Linked DNA regions of Homo sapiens: region 2 is linked to region 1. Evidence: chromatin contacts called from ENCODE Hi-C or POLR2A ChIA-PET data. All regions are on one chromosome and are shown on one strand. Each heading gives the region's core, a stretch centred on a gene start or an enhancer-like site at or near the end of the contact. The rest is flanking DNA. Distances are from core to core; before and after follow the strand shown.

What was found. Hi-C counts contacts between places; a loop is a spot of excess contacts on that map. ChIA-PET counts read pairs that join two places held with the same protein, here RNA polymerase II (POLR2A). Pooled maps may share reads with other maps.
Region 2: a pooled map shows a loop between it and region 1 (5-fold over the local background). The contact joins the promoter of SPTBN5 here to the promoter of MGA in region 1. A Hi-C loop is called at or near these places in 1 of 37 single-sample maps with no recorded cell type and 6 of 50 pooled maps. POLR2A ChIA-PET finds 5 or more read pairs at or near these places in 1 of 52 experiments (T-cell).

The regions. Positions count from the first base shown.
Region 1 is chr15:41,657,414-41,662,610 of GRCh38, forward strand. It overlaps MGA (MAX dimerization protein MGA), which reads left to right and starts at 2,992. Exons shown (of 24, transcript NM_001400225.1): 1 at 2,992-3,112.
Region 2 is chr15:41,891,172-41,896,368 of GRCh38, forward strand. It overlaps SPTBN5 (spectrin beta, non-erythrocytic 5), which reads right to left and starts at 2,882. Exons shown (of 68, transcript NM_016642.4): 1 at 2,728-2,882; 2 at 2,111-2,375; 3 at 1,723-1,890. The coding sequence starts at 2,326. It overlaps LOC105370792 (a long non-coding RNA gene), which reads left to right and starts at 1,606. Exons shown (of 4, transcript NR_135681.1): 1 at 1,606-1,907; 2 at 4,056-4,165; 3 at 4,409-5,197. EHD4 (EH domain containing 4) reads right to left here. Exons shown (of 6, transcript NM_139265.4): 6 at 4,762-5,197. RefSeq lists enhancers at 1-473, 1,667-1,726.

The DNA of each region.
Region 1 (5,197 bases), core at 1,742-4,241:
CGCGATCTCGGCTCACTGCAACCTCCACCTCCCTTGTTCAAGCAATTCCCTTGCCTTAGCCTCCCGTGTGGCTGGGATTATGGGCGCACGCCACCATGCCCGGCTAATTTTTTTATATTTTTAGTAGAGACGGGGTTTCACCATGTTGGCCAGACTGGTCTTGAACCCCTGACCTTAGGCAATCTGCCTGCCTCGGACTCCCAAAGTGCTAGGATTACAGGACTGAGCCACCGCACCTGGCCGAAGGACTTTTTGTAAAAACAAAACAAAACAAAAAAAAAAACAAGCATCTTTTGCAACTCAGTCTGTATGTAGCCCTTATTTTATGAATGTTCTTTATTATATTGATATTTTAAACAAGGCCATAGTCCAGGAGTTTGTTCATGGTAGTGGTTTCATCTGAAGAGTGAGGTCTTTTTGTCAGTTGACAGAGGATGTTTTAGAAATCAGAACCGAAAGGATTGGATCTGAATAGATTGGATGAGGAAGTTTGTCTTGGTGGATTCTGTTACTTAAGTTGTGCCAATCTTTGGGGTTCTGCTGTAGACATCTGAAAAGTGCATGGGGTGCCAGCCTTTCCCCTATCCTCAGCATATAGTAGGCACTCAGATATTTGCTGAATAGGAAAAGTGTGCATGTAAATGAGATAGTGCCTATGTGTTTATAGAACAATCTAGGATCAAAACTGTGTACATTCTAGGCCAGACTGTTTAATTGCATGCATTCTCTCTAGTTTTTTGTTTGTTTCCCCTTAATATTCAGAAAAATCTACTTGAACGTGCAGTCTAGGAAAATCAAGGCAAAGACTTTTGTGTTAGGCTGGACCAATAAGTTGAGCTATGATAACTGAAAAAGGTGGAACTTAGGAGCATCACTTTAGCAGTTAGCTTGGCATTCTTAAACCTTCGGTTATATATGGATGCCTTTTAAAGGAGGAAATTTCTTACATTATCCAAAGTATACAACCAAGAACTTTAGTATGAGAATGCTGCATTAAAAGTTGAATGTAACCATTTAAGTGGTTACTCAAAGCAAACAAAAAATAAAAAAGAAAAACAAGCGGTTACTTGGTACCTGCATGATGGTAAATCCAAACTGGATCCCTGAAATGTGTGTGGTGGTATGATTATTTTTAGAATATCATCTAAAAACACTTAAAAGTTCTCATAGGACCCTCAGATTCTTGACATCTCCCGACCTCTCTAGGTTAGGCGGACTCCACTTTGAAAAACTATGGATAGTTTTCCTCTCCCACCGAGATCTGTAGTACTGAATCTTCAAAGTTCAGCGTTTTTTTTTTGTTTTGTTTTTTTAAAGTATCTAGTATTTAGTTATATGTTTGCCTGGTGTAGGGAAGGAGTACCAAAAGAGAATCTCCATTCCCCTTCTTCCCAAGTTGTCCTCACAGATCCCCCAGTTAGAGAGATCATTTGGGTTAACTTGTCTCTTTGGGGATGCATGGTTGTTAACCAGTCATTCACACCTTATGATCATATATTTTAATGCTAAATCAACATAAATTTACTTCTTCCCCAGAAAATGGAAAATTTTTATGAGGAAACCTCAGATCCTTGAGAGGAAGGCATTCTTGGTAAGGTGGGAGATTCTGACAGGGCAGCTTGTAGGAAAGAAGTTCTTGGGTTCAGGGAAGAGGAGGAAGGTGTTAAACTGTTACTTTTCAATTTTGCCTAGGATCTTGAATGCTCTTGCTGACCGTGCCTGACTTGGGGTTTCAGAATGCCTTCAGAAGTCTCTAAAGTAGCCTACACGTTTTCTAGTTCAGACTATTCCAGCAGTTTCTGTCAATGTTGTTGTATATCTCCTCAGGAAGAGCAAAGTGTAGAGAAATATGACCTTCCTAAGTAAAAAGTAGGTCAGATCAGTAGTGTTGGATAAGCCTCCTTCTGTTGACTCCTTCCTTAGTCTTCTCATTCTCCTTCATAGTGTTTTGTATTGTCACATAGCATGTCACGTAGTAGGTTCTCAGTGCTTGCTAATTCTTATCAAAGAAGGCAGTTTTGGATCATTGACCACAAAATCTGCTCTCCTACTCCCTACTTCTTTTTTGCCTTTTAAGAAACTACGCTTCCTTTTTACTGGTGTCAGGAGCACAGAAGAAAGAACAGCTGGTAAGGAGTAGAGAAGGAGAAAGAAAACTACTTTTTGAAGGTTAGGAGAAATACTGTCCATTGATTTACTTCAGCAACTGCCTGACACATAATAGATATTCACTAATACTTTCTTTGCACCTCATAGCTTAAATGTCTTGAAGAAACAAAAATTGAATGCACAGGATCAAGGCACTAAAGCTTAGATAACACACTCCTGCATCGTTTCCCTGTTTTATCAAGATATCTTTCATCTTTATATCCGGCAATTTAGTGGCAACTCTTCGCTTTCCAACTGCGCACTGAGTCTTTCGGTCTCCTCCCCATTTTCCTAGTCGTCTTCGGTTGTGGATGTTGTAAACTCGACCATCCGTCTCTCAAGGTCTTTGGCTTCAAGGTTTCCCAATGCTCTGGAGCTGTCCAAGCCCCGGTACTCCGGGGTGGAAGACCTCAGATTCATTTGACGGGCTTGTGGAGGTTGGGGGTCTGCGGAGCCCCGTGTGGGTGGGGCTGGGCGCGGCCGGGGCGGAGCCGGCGAGGAGCCCTAGGGAAAGGGTGAAAGGCACAGTTGAGAAAGGCCCGCCGGGCATTGGTTTCACAGTTTCCACGAAGGCTTCGTGTGCAAGCCTGAGGAGTTTAGGTGCCTCCCTCCTGCCTCGCCTTTCTTGGTTCTAGAACCTTCAGTAGGCTTTTCTGGGTTGCAGGGACCCGGAAAAGCAGCGGCTTCCACTCGGGGGGCGGGTCCCAAGGGTCTTGCTGCTGCTCTGGGGCCGTTTGGACTCCTGGTGTTGGGGGAGGGGTCAGGGAGGTGCTGCTCGCGTCTCCTTTTGCGCCTGCGCGGCGGGCTCCGAGCGGGTAGGAGCGCGTGCGCGGTGACGTGGACGTCCGGTGCGCGCGCGCAGGCTCTTCAGCTGGAGCGGACACACGGTGTGCGAACCGAACAGAATAACCCGCCCCCAGCGGGATGTGAAGGACTCCGGGTGAGGCCGGCCACGCCCCGCACGGTAACTCTCGGGCCTGGGTGGAGGGCATCGCTTAGTACTGGCCCGATTGGAGTTTTTCGAGAGTTTGAAGCTCTTGTGTATTTGAACGGCGTGAGAAACGTTCCGCTGAGAGAGCTTCGCACGCCCTCGCCAGGCCGGGCCTTGCGCAGGGCCGCCTTTGGCGCGCCCCTGTGGTCCCTGAGCGAGGCTGCGCATGTCACCTCGCGCGCGTCCCCGGCCTCACTTCCGCGTCGCTCAGCTACCTAACTGGGAACATCGACGCCAGAGAGAGCGGCCACGAGGCGGGAGGGGTGAGAAGCGCCCATGGCTCGGCCCTGCCCTCGCGTGTGTGGGGTGCCGCTCCGCGTGGTACGGTCCGCGTGACGACTTCTCGCCCGGCGCCGGGCTCTAGGTCGAGAGCCACGCTTACGCGCTTTTCAGTTTAGAGCCTAGGTCTCGTGGTTCTAGAACTCCAAGGGAAACGGTGTCGGCGTCGCTTTTCTGAGAACTTGGCGCAGCGTTTTGACACCTGTGCAAACGTCTTTTCTAACAAGTAATTTCCGGCCAAATTGTTTGAGGCAGGACGTCAAGTTTAATAAAGGAGGGCGAGGAAGTGAGCTGTAGGAGTGGGGACTTGGTAAACAAAGGACCGGTGGTGTGTAAGTGCAGAAATGAGGGAGGGGAAAACAGGTGGGAAGAGCAGGTGTTATTTTCTTTATTCCTCTGTGGGGCAGCCTTTTACCTAGTTCTGTTTATGGGGTTTCCCGTTTCTGTTAAATGGTCAAGTAGGTCTCTGCCCTCAGTGCAAGGTATCTGGGACATTAACATCACCCCCCCACCGCCCCCCCAAAGCTCCAGTAGCCAAAGTTGAGGGATCTATGTGTCAGAAGAATATGGGGAAACTAGGGATCGTTTCAGACTGGGTCGGGAGTGCAAAAGTGGTAGTGTCTTGCTGTACAGATTTTTGCCTTGCCTTTCGAACCCTGGGAATGCCTTCTTTCTCTGGCCGGGGTGGAAGCAGGAACGGGTAAATGAGGTCTGAAAGGAGGGGTTACTGATGGCAGACCAACACGAGAAACCAAAGTGCACTCTTTTATTGGGAAGATAACTTTCCCAAGGTTCGCCTCGCCGGAGCAAACACGTGGATCATGAGAAGTCTCGAGCCCACCCGCGCGTGTTGTTGTAGAGCTTGCCAGGCTTATGCGGCTGAGTCCCTGGTTAACAACTGCTTGCTCTGTTCGTTCTTTTTGGGCACGATGCCGCGGCTAGGCTGCAGGGAAAGTGCCTGGGGGCGGCGTGACGGCTGCTGGGAAGGGGGTTGGCAGGGGAGGGTCTGGTGGCTGGTTCTGTAGTCTCCAAGGTAACAGAACGCGGCTGGGTCCCGCAGAGCGATCATCGGGTTCCGGCCGGCGGCACGTGATCTGTCGGGACTCTTCCCCGGAAGAGCTTTCCTTGCGGCATTTTTTCACGTGGTTCTTGGCCAGCTGTCCTTTGCAGTTGAAAAGCGGCGGTTTGTGGGTCATTAATAGTCGACGGCGTCTGCTCCTCTCGGGGAAGGCAGTGAGACCGAGCCTTTTACTTTCCTGCGTATCGGAACAGCGCTAGTGTTTCTTGCCGCCAACGGTTGTTTCTAGCGTTTGTGTGGGTTAAGTGGGTTGGGTCCACTTTACAGAAAACACAGGCTAAAGACTTGAGGAAATTCAGTGCCCTGGGTACCTTGGCATACTTACTTCAAGTTTGACTACTGCCAGTTTCTGCCTTAAAAGTTCTTCAAATTCTGCTTACCCAACTGCTAGAGACCTGTCAGCTTTCTGGCCCTGAGTTGTAGTTAGGGTCCATTCTTAGGAATAAAAAATACTCCTGCGGCTAGCAGTAACAAATGATATCTGGGAAGAGAAGGAGGCAGTACTCTCTTACGCAGGTGCAATTCTGTGCCTTAAAACCTAAAAGTGTTTCAGATAATATTTTGACATTTGCCCTATAAGGTTGTGACGATAAAATGCCCAGGATATTGTCTGTTCCGAAGTGAGTAGTTCTTAATAAATGGCAAGTACCATTTATTAAATTAGTAAAAATAAGCAAATGATGGTTAAGAGCGATTAAGAA
Region 2 (5,197 bases), core at 1,632-4,131, 230 kb after region 1:
GGCTTTGTTTTCTGGTGTATCCTAGGGGAGTGGCACACAGCAGGCAATCGATCAGTAAGTACTGAATGGAGAAAGAAAAGGAGTGAGACTTTCCATAAGACCTGAAGGGCAACTGGCTTCAGCCGGCCACTACTAGCCCTGTGGGAGGAGCTGCAATCCTGGGTGTCCCCCTAGGTAAACTTTGGTATATCTGGCTGGCCTCTAAAGGATCCCACCCATGCTCCTGGGGTGGATTCCACCTGCCATGTCAATCACCTTGGCTTAGAGTTGGAGCCTCTGGTGAGTGGGGTGTTTGTCTGCTCCTCCCAGCTCCTGAGAGCCTATCCTCCTGACTTCCTATTGAGCGATGTCACGCTGGTGGCTTAAACTCACCGTGATGGGGGGTATTAACGCCATAGGATCAGCGAATACAGCACACTGGAGTTTTTATTTCCCCCAGAGAATCATTTGTTAAACGTTTACCAGCACACCGCTGATCTGGGTTCAATGAATCTGTCTCCCTTTGAAGCCAGGTGCCTTGAGGTGGGGGTCTGGGCTTTGCTTAGTGGAGCCCAGCGCCTGCATAGAATGCCCAGGGCATGGGAGCATCTCCATAAGCGAATGCATCCCTCATTCTGCCACACATTCCCTGTGTGTTTGCGGCAACTCCGTCATCCTTTCTAGACCACAGTTGCCTCCTATGTGTATGGAGACAAGGATGTCACCCTCACAGGTATCAGTGACATGCTGTATATTAAAGCTTGGGGAGAGCTGCAACACCTCTGACAAAGGCTGTGGGGCTTACACCCTTCCCCAGTTCCTGGAGGGGAGATGACTGGCTCACAGGGTCATTGTCCCTGGATCAACTAGGGCCCAGCATTCTGCAGCTGGCAGCGTTCTGCTCTTGCACCTGCTCAGGACAGCAGTCACTCCCATTCCCTTTGCTTGGGCTTCTCCCCTCCCTGGCTTTCCTCCAACACACCCCAGGAGGCTGGATGTAAGCTCCACTCCAGGATATAGTGATAGGCACGCACAGTCAGGCTCCATCCAGCCAGGCCCAGCTCAGTGACTTCACAGCCTCCAGGGACAGCCACCTCCAGGAGCCCTTGGCCTTCACAGTTCCCGGTTTCCAATGATCCCTTTGCCCCACCCCACCCCTGCACCAGCCCCTCACCCTGGCCATGAGGGTCCCTCTGTCCCTGGAGCTCCGGCCTCCTTTTAGTGCCCATCTCCTTAGCCTGTCCCTTTCTTTCAGGTGACTCTGCCTCCCCCCATTTGCTGAGGCCTCCTCCCTCCTTCTCCAAGACAGGCCCTGCTCCTCTTCCCCACCTGCCGTCTTAGTCCCACATCTGGGCTCTGTTGGCTGGTTAACCATCGATCTTGCCTGGTAAATAATTCAGGGCCTCTGTTTCCTCATCTGTGAAATGAAAAGCCTAAGAGAACGCTAAGATTCTTTTGGCCTAGAATCCTGTGAGTCTCTCTTATGACAGACAGTGACATTTTCCACCCCAGTAGGGACCTGGATTGCTACTGCCATGGCCAGCTGGGTGCTCTCCAAGTCAGGGGTGCTGTGCGAGGAGGGCGTGGCTTCTGCTCCTCTGTGTCCCAGCCACTCCTCCTGTACTCAGGCCCCAGCTCCTCTGTTCTGCCCAGTGGCCTGGCGCAGGAAAGGTGACCCAGTAGTTCAGCCTGTCCCAGCTGCCTGCCCCAGCACCATCCCAGACCCCTTTCCCTGGGGCCCACCTTGGCCCTGAGGAAGGCCAGAGCTCGGCTGCTGTTCTCCAGGAAGTGCACACGCAGGCGGCCCCGGCTCGGGGGTGGCAGGGCCTCCCCTGAGATGAGCTCCAGCAGCCGCAGGAGGTGGATGCCGTCAGCCAGCTCTGTGTACAGGTTCCGGATCTTGATGCCCGCCTGGGGAGGGGACAGGGGTAAGTATGGGGTCAGCCCAGCCTCACCTGTCCTCCCATCCTGGGACCTGAGAGGTACGACCCAGAGCAGCTGCTTTGGAAGAAGGAGCTCTGGCCTCAGCTTGGCCTCAGGCAGATGACCCCACAGCTCACCCCGGAGGCCCACTGGCCAGAGCTGGGGGCCTGGTATGGGTGGGCTGTGGGTCACAGCTGGCTATACTCACCTGGCCGCACTGGAAGACGTTATTGATCCACTTGGTGAAAGTCTTCTCCTGCATCTGCATGTGCCGGGCCTGTAGCTTGCGAATGTGGCCCGTCTCGTACTGAGAGTCCATGGTGAGACTTGGACTGGGCGGGACCCGGAGTTCTGTGCTGGGCCTCCTGCTGCGGTGCCCTGCAGCCCCGAGGAGCTCCCGGGGACTGTGGGGCTGACCAGCCATCAGCCCTGCAGACTTTGGGGATGAGGAGCTGCTGGATGGCTCCCTAAACCTGGAGGGCATGCAGATTAGGGGATGATGTGAATGGAGATGGCCCCTCTACCAGGGGCCTGGGGTCCCGCCTTGCCAGACTGTCCTCACATTTCATGGGGGTTGCAGCTTGGAGCCCAGCCAGGTAAGGGCCAGTGCTTCTGGTCCCCTGTGCTTGAATGGCCCAGGGCCCCCTTTGCCCCACCCCACCTTCCAGATTCTTCTTCTCAGAGCCCCTGCTGCCAGGTCCCTCCACCACAGTGACTGGGACAGGTGGAAGGAAGACAGGAAACTGCTTACCTTGGTGATGCCTGGGTCCCACAGAGACGGCTCTGCTGGACGGATGGAGATGGTAGATAGCAGGGGCTGCTTACCTTGGTGATGCCTGGGTTCCACAGAGGCGGCCCAGCTGGACGGATGGAGATGGCAGATAGCAGGGGCTGTGGAGGGAGGGAGAGGGACATCAGGAGAGGCCAAGGCTGGAGCAGGGCTGCACCACAGCCCTCCCCTTGAGCCAGCGTGCTGGGGTGACGGCACACAGGCGGCATTGTCCTCCCACCTGCCACAGGGCGTGGCCCAGACAGGGAGGGGGTGGTTCAGGAATGCTCCAGGGCCATTGCCAGATGATGTCCTCCTTCATCATCCTCCCTTCCCCGCCAGCAACTTCTCCAACTCCAGGTGGGGGTCCTGGCTCCCAGGACGCAGAGGCCCATGGAGCGGCCCTGCCACCGCATGGGGTGCTGCAGTCTGCGTAGGAGGTACCAAAGGGCAGAGCCTCTGTGGGAAGCCTGTGGACGCACTTCCCAATCTGAGACTGCCCTCTGTACCCTCTTGGGGCCTCTCTGTGAGCACCCAGGGCGAGGGGATGAGGGAGCGTCCTGGGCCGTGGTCTTCTCATTCACCCCCAGGGAACAGCCCATAGACTGAGGGCCTCACAGACCCTGGGCTTGGCTTTCCAGGCCCTGCCAGAGTGCAGCCTGCCTAGCCCGGGGCTGAAGGGTAGGCTCCCTGGAGGAAGGGGTGACCTGGAACTGCGAGGGCTGTGGAGTCTCCTCCAAAATTAGAGACACGGTGTTAACTCTGGGCTCCACAGAGCTGGCCGTGGCCCGGGGCTCGGAGGCAGGGGTGCAGAGGGAGCTGGTGGGCGCCCATCCCTTCCTCCCCGAGCAGCCGTGGACTACATGCCAGAGTGAAGGCGAGTTCTAATTCTGGGGGTCTCACCCGCCTCTGGCTAAACTCAGGGTAGCAGTGTGGGCTGGGGTGTGTGTGTGTGGGTGTCTTCCAGCGGCCCTGGAGCCTCTGAAGCGACAGCCCGCTCCTCAGGGAGGCGCTCCTGGCAGCCACAGCCCACAGCAGGACAGCCGCTCAGCGCGCCCTTGAGAGCTGGGCTAGGGATGAGTCACACTTGAACCGCCTGGGCCCACTGCAGGCAGTCAGGGGTGACGCTGAGAGGTGCCGTGGTCTCGGGTGGGGTGCGGCTTCCTGCGTCTGAGAGACGCTTCCTCTCCTGCTGTCCTCTCCCTGCCAGGCCCCTTCTGCAGCGGCTGGCTTCCAGACACCCTGCGTCCCTCCCTTGCTCGCAGCAGTTGCTGTGGCGGTCCTCCCGTGCACCCCCCCTTCTGCCCTCACTGCCCCTGGGGGTCCTCATCACGGACCCCCTAACTCGGCATCCTGGACACCACCACCCCGCACCTTTCCACAGTGCAGCTCTGCTCGTGCCTGTGAAGCCTCCCACAGCCTGGGAAGGAAAATCCAGACTTGCCAGACCTTGCCTCAGCCAGGCCTTGGAAGCCTGCCAGCTTACCTAACCAGGCTAGTCTGCCCCCCTCACTCTGGGTGCTCTCCATGGGCCACTCACCATTTCCTGAGCAGGACCAGAGCTCTCCTGCCCCAAGGCTGGGCTTCAGCTGCTCTTTCAGCTTTGAACGTCCTTTCCCATTCTCCATCATCCACATTCACCTATCCTGCCTGCCCCAGTTAAAATCCTGTTTCTTCTAGGAAGTCCCTCATCCCACCCGCTTACCCCAGGGAGACTGAGCTTGTTCCTTCTCCTAGTAAGACCCTCAGCCCATGGAGTCCTGTGTGATGTTGTGAGCGTGGGAGGACAGACTGAACTGCTCGGCCCGTGGAGTCCTGTGTGATGTTGTGAGCGGGGAGGACAGACTGAACTGCGTGGTGCTTCGCACATAGACCTCAACAGGGATTGGCATTTTGAAGCTGTTGGCGGGGGCTGTGGACTGCTTTTCTTCCTTTCTAGCTCAACGGCAGCTAAAGCCACTGCATACAATGCAAGGACTGGCTCCTGTTTGGCCACGACTGATTGCAGCCCCTGGTGAAATGAGAACCCTGTGGGTCGGAACAAAGTTTGGATTATTTATGTTGCAAGTAACTAAAATCTCAAGTGAAACTGGTTTAAACATTATATTTTTATTATTTATTTATTTATATTTAATTCTTTTTTAGAGACAGGGTCTTCTTAGGTTGCCCAGGCTGGTCTTGAACTCCTGGCCTCAACGATCTTCCCACTTCAGCCTCCTGCATTGCTGGGATTATAGGTGTGAGCCACCATGCCTGGCTTACACAGTATAAAGGGAATGCATTGGCCCACACAGTGGAAAAAAATATCTAGTAGGAATAGGAAGGACTTCAGGTGAGGTTTGATCCAGCAGCTCAAATGTTGTCACCACAGGCCTGGATTCCTCTGGCCTTTCTCAAGGTCTCTTTCATTTTCATGCTCCACAAGATGGCTTCTGCCAGGCTGACCTCCCTCCCCTGACCCCAGCAGCTCTGGACACCCCTCTCAGTGCCATTTATATTGTTGCATCAATAGGCTCATTTCTATAT